Regions from separate parts of the Homo sapiens genome. Here all the other regions are linked to region 3. Evidence: chromatin contacts called from ENCODE Hi-C or POLR2A ChIA-PET data. All regions are on one chromosome and are shown on one strand. Each heading gives the region's core, a stretch centred on a gene start or an enhancer-like site at or near the end of the contact. The rest is flanking DNA. Distances are from core to core; before and after follow the strand shown. Region 1 holds the start of SF3B5 (splicing factor 3b subunit 5). Region 2 overlaps UTRN (utrophin). Region 3 holds the start of FBXO30 (F-box protein 30). Region 4 holds the start of LTV1 (LTV1 ribosome biogenesis factor).

Region 1 (2,985 bases), core at 251-2,750, 1.7 Mb after region 3:
GCAAAGAGGAAAGAGAGTTTACATCTGTCTGGAGCAGCCAGAGAAAACTCTAAGGAGATGCATTTGAGCTGCCTTTAAAGGGAGATGCGTTCACCAAGGGAACAGACATTCCACGTAGAGGGAATAGCTTGTACAAGGAAATGGGGATGGACACAACAGGTAACATGGAGAAATACAGTTGTCCCTCAGTATTCGTGAGTGATTTGTTCCAGGACCCCCATGGATACCAAAACTAGAGGATGCTCAAGTCCCTGATATAAAACGGCTTGTATTTGCATATACGCACATCCTCCTGTATAGTTTGTCTCTAGATTATTTAACATACCTAATACAATGTAAATGCTATGTAAATAGTTGTTATACTGTATTGTTTAGGGAATAATAACCTTAAAAAGTCTGCATTTCGGTACAGACTGATATTTTCCCCCAATATTTTCAATCAGGTTGGTTGAATCCACAAAACCCACTGAATGGAAGAGCCAAGTAGGGTGAGGTGAGGCCTTGGAGGGAGGATATCAAAATAAGTGGCTAGAGAGGAAGGAGGAGCTTGAGGTGGAAGCCGGAATGTGTGGGAACTGGTGCTGTACTTGCTCACCAAGCACCCTGGTTAGAGCTGAAATAACTCTTTTATGCCACAAACTCCTAAGAGACATAGTTGGGACCAGAACTGGCGCCTGCTGACTTCTGGGTAATCCATCCCCGGTTGTGAAGGGACGGCCGTGCCGCCACGACGGCTCCGAAATACACCAAGAGTTTATTTTCGGGGCTGCTCGTAGTCCAGTCATTCTTGGGTTTCCCATTTCCTATCAGCCCCAAGCCACCCACGGATGCTCCCCACCTCCAGACATCGCCCTCCACTAGGTCCCCAGATCACTTTTAAAACGCGACCAGGGGCCGGGCGCGGTGGCTCACGCCTGTAATCCCAGCACTTTGGGAGTCCGAGGCGGGCGGATCACGAGGTCAGGGGTTCGAGACCAGTGAAACCCCGTCTTTACTAAAAATACAAAAAAACTAGCCGGGCGTGGTGGTGTGCAACTGTCATCCCAGCTACTCGGGAGGCTGAAGCAGGAGAATCGCGTGAACCCAGGAGGCGGAGGTTGCAGTGAGCCGAGATCGCGCCATTGCATTGCAGCCCGGGCAACAGTGCAAGACTCCGTCTTAAACAAACAAACAAACAAACAACAGAACGCGACCAGGAGTCCCGGAAGCCTGCGTGCACGAACTCCCAAGACCACAAGTCCCAGCATGCAACGCTCCTTGTTGGAAAAGGGCCTCCCTTAGCCACTAAGTGGACCATCATGCAACATTCTCTGATGGGGCGGGGATCTCCATGGAGGGGGGAGGCACACTTGTTGCGTCGCCTCAGCAACTCCAATTGCGTGACAGAATGTGCTTCCGCTTCCGCCTCTGAGCCCTATGAGCGAGAGTTACGCTACTTAGTCGTTGTGACGCCATTCTTCTGCGACGGCGCGGACCTGGAGCTTCCGCGCGGTGGCTTCACTCTCCTGTAAAACGCTAGAGCGGCGAGTTGTTACCTGCGTCCTCTGACCTGAGAGCGAAGGGGAAAGCGGCGAGATGACTGACCGCTACACCATCCATAGCCAGCTGGAGCACCTGCAGTCCAAGTACATCGGCACGGGCCACGCCGACACCACCAAGTGGGAGTGGCTGGTGAACCAACACCGCGACTCGTACTGCTCCTACATGGGCCACTTCGACCTTCTCAACTACTTCGCCATTGCGGAGAATGAGAGCAAAGCGCGAGTCCGCTTCAACTTGATGGAAAAGATGCTTCAGCCTTGTGGACCGCCAGCCGACAAGCCCGAGGAGAACTGAGACTCTGCCTTACCACCGCAGTGCGGGGCACCTCTCCCAGCGTTTCTCCGGTTTGCCAATCCTCTTAAGTATTCCTGTCTCCAAAGGACCGGCTCTCCATGGCTCCTGCGCCTCGTGCTTTCCGCGTACAGAAGTGCTTGCCCGGGGAGTCCCGCCTGACCTGCCTTCATGTGGACCCTTAGAACAGCACTGGGAGACCAGCAGGACTCCTGAGAACTGTGCTGGTGGAGAGGTCCTAGAGCCGGCGAGCGTTTGAGAAGAGGGCATGGCGCTGGAGTGAGATGGGATTTGGCGTCTCGTTTTTGGCTAATTGATTGTCATTGGCTTTTTCCATAAAGTTTAGAAATCGTTCAGTCTCTTGGTGTGAACTTTCTGTGTTAGGGTGGAAGGCTCCGGAAAGAGCTGAGCGGGAAGTGGGTTTGGGTGAGGGAGCGCATGCCAGTGTCCATGGCCAGGCACTTAGATCCGCCGTGTCTACCTTTATAATTAATTCCCCGACTGCCACTTTTCCCAAGAGCGTTATTTTCAGGCCCACAATGCCTTCAGTATTGAAATTTGTGGTTATTGTATCCCATCTTCTTTTTCTCCTGTTTTAAAACTCTTTGCAGTCTTTGCTGTCATTGTCCTCCCTAGCCTCTTTAAAATGCATCCTTTTTTTTTTCTTGGGAATTTGTGGCCATGTCTCCAGAAATGACAAGCTGGCAAGCGAGTTCATCCATTCTACATTCAACAAATATTTGTTGAGCTCTATGTGACAGGCATTTTCCCGTGTTCTTGGGGCTTACATTATGCTGGTGGTGGAGAAAGGAGGTCAAACACTAGATGTAATAAGCAAATGTTAGAAGATGCTGCGGGGAGGGGAGAACAATGTATGTGGTGCGGGTGGGAGTAGCTGGTAGGGCTGTAATCTTAAATATGATGCACAAGTTACTGAGATGGTGACATTTGAGCAAAGACTTCAGGAAAATGAGGGAAATGGCCATGCGGAAAACTGGAGAAATTGCTTTCCATGAAGAGGGAACTGCCAGTGCAATGGTACTAACGCTGGGAGTATGTATGGTTTATTGGAGGAACTTCAAAGAGGCAAGCATGGCTGGAGGGAGTGAGTAAGGGGAAAAGTAGAGGGACAGGTAATGGAGGGGAAAACAG
Region 2 (2,837 bases), core at 66-2,565, 1.5 Mb after region 3:
AGTGCCAGAGTTCCTGGAAAGAGCATTTGAGAGAGCCAGGCAGCTGATAGGTTTAAGCAGTGCCTACTCTGTTCCATGCAGTACAGCAGTGAAAGAGCCGGTTCCCAGGCCAGGCAAGGCAAGTGCTATAGATGGAGAGTTGAGGGACCTGCCATATCATTGCCTCAGGAATCGGGTTCAACTACGGAGGCAGGTCAGAGCATGCCAAAAAGGGGAAAGGAGAAGTCAGAGGCTGAGGAAACAGGTGGGAGTGAGTGCTGCAGAGGCAAGACAGGCACAAACAACCTGTTATTAAAATGCTCTACAGAGTTGCAAAGGAGCGGGTGGCAGATGGGAGGAGGGAACTCAGAAACAATGTCAGAAGGTACAAAGGAGAAAGGGCGATCCAGAAATAAGACAAGAACAAAGCTGGGCTCTCTTATTCCAGGACAGTGGTCAACAAGCCATTCCTGAGTTTGCAAGTCAGGACCACTTATGTGCCATTTCACATTAAACTTCACTTTCCATGAAATTTTTCTCTGCCAGAGAATGTCCAGTAGTAAATCTGTCTATCTATAAAAGTATAAATAAATTAAACATGGCAAAGTTGGTTTTAAATAAGGAATGTTAGACTACCGTAACTTTCTGGAGGTTGTCAATGAACTATAGTACTGGAACTACGGATGTTCCTACTTGATCATCAGGATATAATTTGGTCTGTATTCACTTTTAGAGATCTCTGAACTTCAAAGTTCGTTCAATTTATTTTCACTGATGCCTTCAAAATTCTTAAAAGTTAAGTTGTGTCAATATTTCAACTCTCACTTGAAAAATGAGGTTATTGAGGTTTCAGGACACAAAGTAAAACACCAAATTCGTGCTGTGAGTGGATTTAAACCTCAGGGCCAGCTCCCAGCTATTGAGCCGTTCCTTCAGCCATAGCATGCATCTTGCAAAGCAGCTCCCTGGCTTTCGAGAGCATTGCCTGAACCAACATGAAGCCTAGAGATGTCAAAGTTATGTTTATGAAAGTAAATGATACTATGCAATACCTCCTGTCTTCCTCAGTCATAGCCAAACAGCAAATGAAGCCAAGAGGAAATACATGTTCCTCAATAGCAGTAAGGTTCCAGGTATCAGGTGGCGGCAGCAGCTGCTGAAAGCCTGTTCCACTTCACCCCTCCCCTAGAACCCCAAACTCGGGCACAAACCCACGCCTCAAACTCTTGAGGCTGCCCGGATTATGAGTCTTTCGGCGACAGATGACAGAGTGACGCAACACTACCACTCCCGGGGGCGCTAAAATCATAGCCTTGACGGAACAGGAAGGTGGTTACTCTTCACAGAAGCTACTAATCTGCTGCCCCCACCCTGCCTCACCACCCCCACCCCCCCCAAACACACACCGGAAAGAGGGAGGAGGAAAAGGAAATGAAAGCAAGTGACTCTAGGGTCTGGATTTCATATGCAAGAATAGCCAGCAACAGGTGCAGCATTCCGGTGAAATTAAGACACTCAAAGCACCATTTGCCTCCACAGCATAAAGAGCCCAGGCACAGAAACCCAACATTAGGCAATGATGTCAGAAGTGCAAATCATCATCATTCTCTAGCCAGCAGCAATTTTGTAGGGAAAAAAATAAAAGGGCATTTGTCTGTTGATACATAATTTCTTTTAATTTAGGAGTCCTCTCTTAAAATAGTTTGAAAATAATCTTAGCATCGATCATCAATGTACTTTTTTAATACCTAGTGACTATCACAGTGCCTAGCACATAGTAGGTGGGTGGATAAATATTTACTGAACGAATGAATAAAATGAGATATTTACTGAACGAATGAATAAAATGAGAGGTAAACAAAAAATTTTCTTCACAAATAAAGATAACCAAAATCTACACTAGTATATAAGTGTATCTTTTTCCCCATTTCTCCAAGAACAGAACAAAAGGTTGGAATCAGTAGCCAAGGACACTGGCTTCATCATGTTGTTGATGAACACATCAGGAGATGCAAACCGTCCACCCCTGGCTGAAACTGAGAAGCCCGATCTGCCACCCCTTGGGTGATCTATGCAGGGAATTCTCATCTGCAGAAGATCCAATGGGAAAAACAATCACAATCATTTAAGCAATCCACCTTTAGATTTTCCTTTCTTTCAATGTGCCATTTCACATAACATTTTTTTTACCTGGCATTATAAGAGAATTTACAAGATAAGTGTTGCTGTATGATCTTCTTCAACATGACAGAAATCATCAACTCATAATATGTTATGGAAAATGTCTTATACTGTGTGTGACATGCTATATGAAAAATCTGAATGTGAATAAGACGGTATAGAAATGAAGCTATTTTATGGGCTCTAAAAACTGACAGAATCAGTAGAGAACAAAGAGCAATAAAAATGAGCCCATCAATGGGAGAAGGTCTGTTATGGGAAGACTGTATTGAATTAAAAGGTTAATATCAGGCTGAGCTCAGTGGCTCATACCTGTAATCCCAGCACTTTGGGAGGCCGAGGTGGGTGGATCACCTGAGGTCAGGAGTTCGAGACAGGCCTGGCCAACATGACAAAACCCCATCTCTACTAAAAATACAAATACGAAAATTAGCCACGTGTGGTGGTGGGAGCCTGTAATCCCAGCTACTTGGGAGACTAAGGCAGGAGAATTGGCTGGAATCCGGGAAGTGGAGGTTGCAGTGAGCCAAGATCGCACCACTGCACTCCAGCCTGAGTGACAGAATGAGACTCCATCTCAAATAAATAAATAAATAAATAAATAAATAAATAAATAAATAAATAAAAGGTTAATATCAGCATGAGAACATTACTGATTACGTAAGTTGAAAGGTTTC
Region 3 (2,769 bases), core at 240-2,739:
TGACCTAGTGTCAGCTAGGTGACTTAGTAAAAGGTAAAGCCCCAGATCTCAATAAGTATAATTAGAGATTCACAGAATTTTAAAGCTGGAAAGGGCTCTAGAGATAATCTATTTTAGATCCTTTATAAGAGGACAGCTAAAGCAAAACAAAGGTCTGTGACTCAATCCAGGACAGTGAGCATTGAGCGGGGCTATAGTGTAGCAGCACCTACATCCTCTCCCACTGGGCCATCCTGCCTGTTTCCCCATCCTGACCATGTAGCTCTCTGGACAGTGGCTCTCAAGGTCTGAACCGAGGACCAGAGCCTGTCTACAGCCAAATCAGGCAAAATAAGGGGAACAGATAATTTTTCAAAAAGTTAATCATTTAAGGAATCAACCTTTACTCTGTAATCTAAGTTCCTAACTCAGTTTTTGTTTTGTTTTGTTTAATTTACGGATCTGAAAAACCCACAGGCTTTCTCTGTAGGATAGCAAATTATGTGTGAGCTCTCTTTCCCAAAGCACAACAGCAAGGGGTAAAGATGCAGCCACAAAAAGGATGACAACAGTGTTTTCCTGGCTCTGCCCCCATCCCCACTGCCAGGATTACAACCATCTTTCCTTTGTTGTAATTCTCTTGCGACGGGGTGGGCAGGAGTCCCCGACAGAGGGGTGGGGGCGGGTGAGCGGCTCCCAACACCCAGAGCTCGGAATCACTGTCCCTCGGCCGTAGACCAAGGCTTGGTGGTGGTAGCGGGGGCGTGGACATCCATCCATTCTTTGATACAGCCCTGTGGGATTTCTTTACTCCCCAGTCATATGTAAGGTACACTGCAAAAGCGGCTTCAAGTCCCCTCCCCAGCTAATTACCTTCGCGGAATGACGCCTCGGCCCCTCACAGAAGCAGACCCTGGTGGGCTGTCCCGTCCGGGCTCCAGAGAGGCTCCGCCGCCCGCCGGGATCCAGGGCTGAGCTCTCCCGGGGGGAGGTAAAACCCGACAGGGGATAACGGGTCACAGCACCGTCCTGGCACTAAGTCACGGGACTTGGGCACGCTGAGTTAGCCGGCGGGAAGGCCTGTGGCGGCAATCACCAAAGGTCGAGCAAGGGCGCACCCATTTCCTCCAAAAATGAGCTAAAGGGAAAGCAGTGCCCCAGAGTCAAGGGATCGGGGCTGCTGCTCCTTCGACTAGCGGCGCGAACAAGTCATGCTACTTGGGCCTGTTTCCTCAACTGTAAAATGAGGGGTCTAGGATTCCCTCTGGGAATGTACGATTCTAAAATCGAACAGGGTTTGGTAGCACCGCCGGGGCGGAGCCTTACGGGGCGCCGCGGGAATCCAACGACAGGACTCGCCACAGTGGGAGCTCTCTCCAGACCCTACTCTAGCCACGACGCTGCGGGGTCAGAGGGCGGCGTGCGCGTCCCCGCCGGGACTGCGTGCGCGTCCCCGCCCAGCTGTCGGCAGAAGCCGGGCCGGGTGGGCGGGGCGCAGCGGGGCGGGGCGCGCGAGGAGGGTGGCTGCCTCTGGAGCAGGCCGGGAGAAGAGAAAAGGCGGCGGCCCGGCTGGGGAAGAGGGGCGGAGGAGGCGGTTCGGACGGCTGTGTGGGGTACGGAGCGTCGCCGGGACAGAGCGGAGCAGCTGGGCACGGCGTCCAGGGCAGCTAGGGCCTGGGCCGCGGTTCGGCCGCGCCGGCCGGTGAGTGACGGGAGGCCCGCAGGGGAGGCCGGCGCCGTCCGCGCTGCGGCGGGGACGAAGGCAGCGGCCGGGCAGTTTGAGGCCGCGGCCGGGACCGAGGCGCTGGCGCTGGCGGCCGTGGGGTTGACGGGCCCGGCCTGGAGCAGAGGAAAGGCGGCTGACCCCGGTCCATGCGCGTCCCGGGTCGGCCGTCCGGGCGCCCTGAGAGGGCGTCCGCCGCGCTCGTGTCCTCGCCGGGCCGCATGCCGGGCCAGCCGTTGAGGTCAGCAAATGGCGACTTAAGCCTCGAGGGCACCGACCTCCGTGTCCCCCCCAGTTTGTGTGTCTTTGTATTGGGAAGGGACGAAGGAGGAGTTAAACTTAGGGAACCCTAAGCTTCTCGTTCCGTCTGGTTTTTAGAAACTTGGGTTATTTGGGGACAAATGGCTTAAAGTAAGACTGGGGAGGCATCATCCACTGTCTGCACGGGATGAGCAAAGTTGGTAACTTTGCCATTCATGGAAGTGAGAGGATCTTAGCCTTAGCCTCGGTCCTTATTAAAGGGGAACTTCCTTATTTTGCAGACCTGAGGTTATTTGTGTTGTTCCAAGACCTGCGCCTTGGAACTCCTTTGCTTGGAAGGGGTTTATAGAGCGCGTGCTGAATTCAAAGTAATCTGCCAGTATGTTTTTAACGGGTATATTTGGGAGTATAGAGGCAAAGAGGCAAAACAGTATGTGTTTACCAATGTCCTAGTACTCCATTTCCCTCTCCCTTTCTCTTGTTTTTCTTATTGAGCCCTGTTGTAAGTCCCAGATAAAAGATGCTTGGGAACGAATTGACCTTTTATTCCATGATTACTTCGTTGACTCTGATCCAAGATGAAGTTATTTATGGGCATTCTGATATCGGTGTAGATTAATTTAAAATCTTTTAATACAAAATCCCAAACTTTTTAAATTTTAATTTCCATTTGCTAAATTTCAATACTGTTTGTTCTTTAGAGACCTATGGAAATTATATTAACAGGTTTTGCATTTGCTCATACTAAGGTTTTCCAAAGCAGTCCAATTGTTGACATGGCAAAAGGAAAAGAGTAGCATAAAATA
Region 4 (2,857 bases), core at 267-2,766, 2.0 Mb after region 3:
TTATCTGAGAATAACAGCTGGCTAACAATTTATTAAAAACTATTAACATAGCAAGGCGTGGTGGCTCATGCCTGTAATCCCAGCACTTTTGGAGGCCAAGCTGGGAGGACTGCTTAAGTCCAGGAGTTCGAGACCAGCCTGGGCAACGTGCTAAGACTCTATTTATTTAAAAAAAAAAAAAGAAAAAAAAAACTATTGTCTACCTACAAACTGACTGGCTAAAGAACAGGACCTACTTTTTGTGTGGGCAATAGAACCCTCTGGGGTGCACTCTCATCTGCTGCTAAAGGATCTCGTTGGCTCCGGTGGACCAAGTGAAAAGACACAGCTTTCTTCTTCTCTATAAAGGGCTTTTTCTTCCTGTGAGGCTTCAAAGGAACAAAATCACAACAATTAATTAAAACAGAACAAAAAGACGGAGAATAATTCCATAGTCCACACATGCATCTTTAGTAGTCATGTTAAAGATACTTTTTAAAAATCTACACTTCTAGGGCAGGCAACATCAGCTGTGTTCTGCAGAATCCATACTTAACCTTCCTTCAACAAACATTCCTTGAGCACCTACTTTGTGCCAGACCTTGTTATGGGAACTGAGAATACAGAAGTGGGAAAGTCAGATAAAGTCCCTGTTCTTAGCAAGAAAATCAAGATAATTTCCGGTGAAGAAAATATAAGACAGTGACGTGAAAATGCCTTAAAAGCTACTTTACACTGGCTGCTCAGGGAAGGCCCCTGGCCGACTGAACTAGAATGACAAGAAGCCTGCCACAACATAATCTGGAGTAGACAGCTCCACACAGAGCATCTACCAACCAGTAAATAAAATCACGACACAAACAGCTAAAGTTTAATAAGATCCATCACCTCTTTCTACATTCTTACTTCGCTATTCAATTTTGATTCTCTAAACTGGGAAACCAATTAAGTGGCTTTACTTTGGGCCCAACCTTATGCTCTCCCACAAGTTCCCTTTCTCAGAGGAAACAGACAGGCAGACACCTGCCACTCCAACGCTGAGGGAGACCAGCAGCTCCCTCTGCTCGACCCCAAGAAGCACAGGGTTGCGCGTTTGTGTCGGCAGTCACCAGCTTTTAGTTAACCGAAATCACGCAGGGCTGCAGGCTCCCAGGGATAAAACAAAAAGGCCATTCTCCTCTCCGGGCCACATCCCAGGGAGGCTCGGCGGTGGGAGACTGTAACTTGCAAAGAATGCCCACGGTGGTGACGTTGGCCCATTTCGGGGTACCGTGCCGCAAGCAGCCTCTGGCATGACCCAGACCCGGGCCGCAGTAGCCAAGGTATTACCGGAAGCAGCCTGGCCTCTGCAAAACCACAGCGCTCGGCCGCCGAAACAAGCAAGGCTTGCTCACCATGCTGCAGCCGCGCGGCGCTCACCCCCAACAGGGGCGGCGATGACACCCTCGAAGTCCGGCGGGGAGACCAAGGTCCAGCTGAAGGCCGCTTCTGTAGGCCTCACCACACGTGCAGCCCCAGGACCCGGCGATAACGTCACCCAGCCGGCCGTGGAAACGGACCAATCGCCGAGGAGCTGATGGGTCGCGACCGGAAGTTACATAGGCTCGCTGCGTCTCCACGATCGCGAGAAGCCACCGGGAGGTGGGGCTAGCTCGGCTCCCACCCCTGGGCGGGCTGTACTTTTCCGGCCTTTAGTCTCCCGCCGGGCAAAGGGAATCGTGGGGGTCCTTAACGTTGAGGCGCCACAGAGGGGTTTCTGCTTGTGGACGAACCTTTTATAGCTCCCTCTACGGAGACCAGAGGGGACGAATCTAGCATCCCCCTTGACTTGTGTCCCTTACCTATTCCCAACCATAAAAAACAAAGCCGCGGACACGGAAGGGAGGCGACCACCCCGCTGGGGTGCTGGGGTCGCCAAGTTTCAGGTTCCCTCTCCGGGTGGGGGCGGAGTCGGTTGCCGTAGCAACGGAGGCTGGGGCCTTGCCTTTATAGACTGCATCAGACTTGATCAGGTTATATTTTCCACTGTTTCATGAACTGCTTTCATCTGCCCTGTTAACCAAACCCCCGAGACTCTGTTAACTGTAGAGGCATTTGAACTAATAAAATATATTCAGAATCTCTGGTGTTTGAATGTTAACTTTCTCCCCCTGTTTAAACAAATAGGCTATAAGCACGCATTCTTAGGAAGATTTCAGGCCGGCGTTGGCGTACTCACATAGCTTTTCTTGGACGAAAGTGTGTGGTAAATGCAGTCACTTTCATCAGCAGACCTTTTTTTCAAATTTGTTTCCCCAACTTCCCAGTTTCTGGTGACCTCTCAATGAATGGCTTACCCTGGATTGTGTCTTTATGCCGTAGGCATTATCACTGTAAGTATTTGTGGAGTATTATTCTTTTATTACAGTAAAAATTATAGAAATAGGCCAGGCGCGGTGGCTCATGTCTGTCATCCCAGCACTTTGGGAGGCCGAAGCGGGTGGATCACCTGAGGTCAGGAGTTCAAGACCAGACTAGCCAACGTGGTGAAACCCCGTCTCTACTAAAAATACAAAACTTAGCCAGGTGTGATGGCAGGTGCCTGTAATCCCAACTACTTGGGAGGTTGAGGCAGGAGAATAGCTTGAACCCGGGAGGCAGAGGTTGCAGTGAGCTGAGATCATGCCATTGCACTCCAGCCTGGGCGACAAGAGCGAAACTCTGTCTCAAAAATATATATATATAGAAATAATTTAGGTTAGGACCATAAAACTTGTCTTAGGATATTGCTTTGTAACAGAGATAATACATAGCACTCCTATGTGCCAGAGATTCGTTGTTATTATTCATTATATAGAATTAAAAGATCCAAGGGGGCAGTTTTCATTTCCTTTCAATC

The links. A loop is a pair of places that touch in the nucleus more often than their neighbours do. ChIA-PET counts read pairs that join two places held with the same protein, here RNA polymerase II (POLR2A). Pooled maps may share reads with other maps.
Region 1: a loop to region 3 is called in a map of CD8-positive, alpha-beta T cell, with 9 times the contacts of the local background. The contact joins the promoter of SF3B5 here to the promoter of FBXO30 in region 3. A Hi-C loop is called at or near these places in 3 of 168 maps with a recorded cell type or tissue (CD4-positive, alpha-beta T cell, CD8-positive, alpha-beta T cell and naive thymus-derived CD4-positive, alpha-beta T cell) and 13 of 50 pooled maps.
Region 2: a loop to region 3 is called in a pooled map, with 3 times the contacts of the local background. The contact joins the enhancer-like site here to the promoter of FBXO30 in region 3. A Hi-C loop is called at or near these places in 2 of 37 single-sample maps with no recorded cell type and 6 of 50 pooled maps.
Region 4: a map of naive thymus-derived CD4-positive, alpha-beta T cell shows a loop between it and region 3 (9-fold over the local background). The contact joins the promoter of LTV1 here to the promoter of FBXO30 in region 3. A Hi-C loop is called at or near these places in 1 of 168 maps with a recorded cell type or tissue (naive thymus-derived CD4-positive, alpha-beta T cell) and 8 of 50 pooled maps. POLR2A ChIA-PET finds 5 or more read pairs at or near these places in 1 of 52 experiments (WTC11).

The regions. Positions count from the first base shown.
Region 1 is chr6:144,094,088-144,097,072 of GRCh38, reverse strand. It overlaps SF3B5 (splicing factor 3b subunit 5), which reads left to right and starts at 1,500. Exons shown (of 1, transcript NM_031287.3): 1 at 1,500-2,189. The coding sequence starts at 1,576. The coding sequence ends at 1,836. RefSeq lists an enhancer at 1,051-1,750.
Region 2 is chr6:144,332,854-144,335,690 of GRCh38, reverse strand. The region is part of intron 2 of UTRN (utrophin); the gene reads right to left. Among named protein-coding and RNA genes, the nearest start is that of UTRN, 49 kb to the right of the region's middle. Within about 2 kb of position 1,315, at least 15 of the 41 ENCODE cell types and tissues checked have a DNase peak (open chromatin) inside an H3K27ac peak, as active enhancers do.
Region 3 is chr6:145,813,515-145,816,283 of GRCh38, reverse strand. It overlaps FBXO30 (F-box protein 30), which reads left to right and starts at 1,489. Exons shown (of 3, transcript NM_032145.5): 1 at 1,489-1,681. All of the region lies in intron 1 of EPM2A-DT (EPM2A divergent transcript), which reads right to left. RefSeq lists enhancers at 399-468, 1,526-2,080 and a silencer at 1,309-1,848.
Region 4 is chr6:143,841,997-143,844,853 of GRCh38, reverse strand. LTV1 (LTV1 ribosome biogenesis factor) reads right to left here and starts at 1,516. Exons shown (of 11, transcript NM_032860.5): 1 at 1,374-1,516; 2 at 237-368. The coding sequence starts at 1,376. RefSeq lists enhancers at 1,013-1,082, 1,273-1,482, 1,663-1,712.